Linked DNA regions of Homo sapiens: region 2 is linked to region 1. A link is an interaction called in ENCODE POLR2A ChIA-PET data of the cell type or tissue named here. Cell type or tissue: CD4-positive, alpha-beta T cell. All regions are shown on one strand.

What was found. Peaks named below come from ENCODE experiments on the same cell type or tissue, not always from the same donor. Only the 100,000 strongest peaks of a DNase experiment are listed, where the experiment ranks them.
Region 2: POLR2A ChIA-PET joins it to region 1 with 20 read pairs; 20 of 35 experiments call an interaction of 5 or more read pairs at or near these places.

Annotation. Positions count from the first base shown.
Region 1 is chr22:36,450,676-36,453,175 of GRCh38, forward strand. All of the region lies in intron 1 of LOC124905111 (a long non-coding RNA gene), which reads right to left. Among named protein-coding and RNA genes, the nearest start is that of TXN2, 30 kb to the right of the region's middle. RefSeq lists enhancers at 831-1,335, 1,115-1,314, 1,336-1,839. In CD4-positive, alpha-beta T cell, a CTCF peak has its summit at 1,187 (motif pointing right); DNase peaks (open chromatin) are centred at 1,226 and 1,738; H3K27ac peaks cover 2,126 bases.
Region 2 is chr22:36,330,155-36,332,654 of GRCh38, forward strand. The region is part of intron 3 of MYH9 (myosin heavy chain 9); the gene reads right to left. Among named protein-coding and RNA genes, the nearest start is that of MIR6819, 44 kb to the left of the region's middle. RefSeq lists enhancers at 754-1,383, 883-2,082, 1,384-2,013, 1,557-1,606, 1,647-1,706 and 1 more. In CD4-positive, alpha-beta T cell, no CTCF peak of the experiment used is centred here; DNase peaks (open chromatin) are centred at 757, 1,477, 1,887, 2,197 and 1 weaker place; H3K4me3 peaks cover 1,960 bases; H3K27ac peaks cover 2,500 bases.

The DNA.
Region 1 (2,500 bases):
TGTAATCCCAGCACTATGGGAGGCTGAGTCGTGAAGATCATTTGAGCCCAGGAGTTCAAGACCAGCCTGGGCAACATAGGAGAACTCGTCTCTATTCAAAAAAATACCAAAAACCAAAAACCAAAAAATTGTAAGTCATGACCCACTGGTGGATCTTGAAATTAATTAAGTCGGTACTCTGAGTAAATCAGAATTTTTTTTTGAGATGGAGTCTCACTCTGTCACCCAGGCTGGAGTGCAGTGGTGTGATCTTGGCTCACTGCAACCTCCACCTCCTGGGATCAAGCAATTCTCCTGCCTCAGCCTCCCAAGTAACTGTGACTACAGGTGTACTCCGCCATGCCTGGCTAATATTTTGTATTTTAGTACAGACGGGGTTTCACCATGTTGCCCAGGCTGGTCTTGAACTCCTGAGCTCTGGCAATCTGCCCACTTCGGCCTCCCAAACTGCTGGGATTATAGGCGTGAGCCACCGTGCCTGGCCGCAAATAAGGATTTAATAATGACGATGATAAAATAGAAGGGAAAATCTCAGAGCACATCCTGGGTAGTAATAGCAAACTGTCTTGGCTGTGTGGTGGCTCATGCCTCTAATCCCAGCATTTTAGGAGGCCAAGGCAGGAGGACTGCTTGAGGCTAGGAGTTAAAATCAGCCTAGGCAACACAGTGAGGCCCCATTCCTACAAAAAAAAAAAAAAAAAGAAAGAAAGAAAAAATTAGCCGGGTATGGTGGTGTGTGCCTATAGTCCTAGCTACTCCAGAGGCTGAGGCGGGAGGATTGCTTGCGCCCAGGAGTTCAAGGCTGCAGTGAGCCATGATCGTGCCATGGTACGGCAGCCTGGGTGACAGAGCAAGGCCCCAACTCTGAAAAACAAAATAAATACAATAAAATAAAATGGTCAAAATGGCCTGGTGCAGTGGCTGGTGCCTGCAACCAGAGCTACTTGAGAGGCTGAGGCAGGAGAATCACTGGAGCCCAGGAGGTTGAGGCACCACTGAACTCCAGCCTGGGTGAGAGTGAGATCCTGTCTCTTTAAAAAAGAAAAAACAAAAAAAGCAAACTGTCTCATGAAACTCTTGTTTCCATGTTGCACGCTCTGCCAGGTTGTGATGTAATGTATTTCTTACTCTGGGTCACAGTCACAAAACCTTGAAATGTCACTCACTGTCTTGGCTCATGCGTCGTAAGCCTTTGTTCCCCAACAGGGGGAAGTGAACCAGCACACAAGGCCCTTCCGTCCTGCGGAGCTCACTGCCTTCCTCAGCTCCTGGCCCGCACTTCCGACCACACACTGGGGACACACCCTCGGGGGGGCCCCACCCCAGCAGCTGCCCATGTTCACACCTCTTCAGTTATTTCAAACTCCGCCTCTCTCGGCCTGATGCCCAACACTTCCTTCACCCAAGGAGGTCCTGTTCAAATATCACTTCTGGCCAGGCGCGGTGGCTCAGGTCTATAATCCCAGCACTTCGGGAGGCCCCGAGGCAGGCAGATCACCTGAGGTCAGGAGTTTGAGACCAGCCTGGCCAACAGGTGAAACCCCGTCTCTACTAAAAATACAAAAATTAGCCAGGTGTGGTGGCACGTGCCTGTAGTCCCAGCTACTCAGGAGGCTGAAGCAGGAGAATTGCTTGAACCTGGGAAGCGGAGGTTGCAGTGAGCCAAGATTGAGCCATTGCACTGCGGCGTGGGAGGCAGAGGTAGACTCTGTCTCAAAAAAAAAAAAAGTCACTTTCTCTGCCAGTCATATCTTCTGCAACCCTGAGGAGCCAGGCAGGACGACCCCTTTACCCTCTGAATCAATTGGTCTGTATCAGGGTCTGGCAGAGGGAGGGGAAGTTGGCCCCTCTGATTTAATGGATGAATCAAGAAAATGTGTGACTGAGCCATGGATTCATGGGGATGGGGTCCTGGAGCAGAGGCTTGCTGTGCACCTACTAGGTGCTGTGTACCTCACAAGCCACTGGGGACATCAGACCACCAGAATAAGTCCACTTTCCCCAAGGAAAGTGGTCAAATGTGGGAGCCAGGTGTGCAAATCCCCACCCCAGGGTGATAACAGCCCCAATAAAGGCACATGCAAGGGGGACCTTCGGAGCTGATGACACTGTACAGGCATCTAAGAGGCTGGTGACAGGGTCACCAAGCAGAGGTCTAGAGCAGGGCTGAGTGGGGTAGGGGGGGTTCTTCCAGGCAAAAGGCAAAAACTCTGTTGGTACCGTGTAGGTCTTCCACAGCACATGCCACATGAGAAGAAACATTCGCCTGGCGAGTGGCTGAAGTCTATAATCCCAGCACTTTGGGAGGCTGAGGCAGGTGGATCGCTTGAGCCAAAGAGTTTGAGATCAGCCTGGGCAACATGGCAAAACCCCGTCTCTACAAAAAATACAAAAATTAGCCAGGTGTGGTAACCCATGCCTGTGGTCCCAGCTACTCGGGAGGCTGAGGTGGGAGGATTGCTTAAGCCTAGGAGGTCAAGGCTGCAGTGAGCCATGATTG
Region 2 (2,500 bases), 120 kb before region 1:
GCCTTCCCCGTCCAATTCCTGAAGCCAATTTACCACTGTCAACACAGCCTAACCATACCTTAAAGAAATCTGGATTTGTTCTGCCAGGAACATTCATCTGGACAAATGCTTTCTGAAAGGCAAACTGCTGGGAGGCCTCCTCATTGCATCTCTTACCGCACTGCTTAGTATCCTAAATCCACCGGCCGGATGCACCACGAATCGTACCATGGCCCCATGCAACCGAAAAGGTCTTTCCAATGCTCAGGAAGGGTTTTGGTCTGTTATCTTGTGTGGCCTCCAATAACCTTACAAGGTATTGTATTGTAATGTACAAAGCAGGTATTATCATCATTGTTTTGCCATCTTTCCACACAGCGGTTCTTCTGGATTTGTTCCTGATCTCAGAGGCATCTCTTCTGGGCAGTGGGGTGGTTAGAATTCTTAGCAACCAGTGGGCTCTTTGGCCTACTCAGTTTACTCTGCAGCCCACCTCCCCACCCTATGCATTCTAGTGGAGACTGCCATTGGCGCCCACCCCATCAACCCTTCCCCGCACTGTCATCTCACAGGATGAGCACATTCAGAGTCCGGCCCAATCTGCTTGTTTTGGCTCGAGTCCTTATTTGGCCTGTAAGGACTGAAGGCTTATTTGAAAACGCCCTTCCTTCCTCTAAACGGGAGGAGGCCGCCAGGGACAAGCCTCTTCTGGGACACGAGCCCCCTGCCAGATGAAAGTCTAGCCGTGGTAGGCGCCTGAACCCACTGCCCCAGCCCCTCTCTTGGTGAGGGTGGGGTAGAGATGGGGTTATGAGTCACTCTGCAGTAGTTTTCAGACTTTTCAAAAAGCAGCGGCAGTCCTTCCTCAGATAAAATCTTCCCAAATTCCTGAGCAAGGGACAGTGGGTGGTGGAGACAGGGTTCCTCAGAGCACAGTTTGACAACCACTAGTCCATGTGTCTGGAGCAGTTCTGCAAAGGAGGAAGCCACAGCCGAGAGCGCTGTGGCCCTGGGTTCCGCTCTTCCCCACGCAATGCCTGGCCCCTTGACCTCTCTGGGAATGAAGGGACTGCTCTGAGGATGGAAGGAAATGGTGTTCCTGTCGTACACGGTGTGAGGCAGATGCCCAGACATGCCGTCCTCACCCGCCTGCTGTCTCGGAGCTCCCAACTGAGCAATTCCCTGGCACCGCCACGAGAAAGTCTTTCATAAAAGTTACAAATTCAGGAACCAGGCCATTTTCTCCCTGGATTTCATTTTCAACCGAAAATGTCCTGAGGCCAAGCCCATGCAGTGAGGGCATCTGAGCTGATGTGGCCATCTACCTGTGGACAGGTGTTTCCAGCCAGCTCAGCAGGCTGGGCCCAGGAGGGAGGAAGGGGAACCTGACCGCAGGTATTTCATCCCAGGTGCAGACTTCTGCTGGGGGCTTAAGCCTCACTTCCTCTGTGAGAGGAGCTGCAGCTCACTCTTGTCCATAAAAGGCCACGAGGCTCGCAGAGCGGTGACATCAGCCCAACAGGAAGTACAGAGGAAGGGGCCTGCTTCACCAGCAGCCACTGCTGGGACTGACTCATCACCCAGCTCCCAAGATCACACCTCCCGAGGTTCCAGCATGGAGCAGCTCTCTCGGGCTCCACCTGGGAGAGGTCCCTGCAGGACCCCATCTTCGGCTCCACTGGGCTTCTTGAGAAATGGGTATGGGCCAAGAAAGAAAAACAGGAAAAAGGGCAGTTTCAGGTTGGACAACATGCCCACGTTGGGTGAGACTGATGGGATAATCTGAGACAAATGGGACCAAAACTTTCCACCACCAGGGAGTCTTCTGCTTTCAGGGAAACTCCAGAGTGGCCCCTGGGGGGTGGCTTGCTATATGTGTTGGCACTGTGAGCCCTGCCCTGCGTTGCCAGGATGGCTTGATCAGAGTTGCACAAATGGGGCTGAGAACTCAGGTCTCTGGAAACCTCACGCACCCCAGGACTCCCCTCCATCGAACACCCCTATGAGCACAGCACTCGGCACCTCCCGCAGGCCTGCCTCAGTGCTGCAAAGAAAGGGCCGCGACACTCTCATGACGAGAAGCTCTGCTTCTCCACAGCCAGCTCAATTCACAAGCTTGGGTTACAAGTCTTTGGGAGGCAAACAGAGAGGTGAAGAAAAGCAAGTGCAAAATGATGCTTCATATTAGCAGAGGCTGCAGATCTGTGCCGAGTGGGGTGGAGCTTCCTGGCAGCCTGCCTGCCTAGCAATCTGCCAGCAAAGGAGGAAGCCCCTTCCGTCGCTCCCAGGCACACAATGTGGTCATGGGCGAGTGTGCCCTCCAGGCCACCACGGTAGGCCCAGACCAAGGGACATGCCTGCTCAGCAGCATCCACACCAGAAGCCAGTTCGACTCGGCCCAGTGCCTCTGCCCCATAGCCCCTGTGATCTCCCAGGTGGAACCTGGTTTGAACCTGCTGAGACCCAAGTCCCCACTTATAGGAGGCAGAGAATGGGTAGCCCTCCCCCTCCAGACACTCTG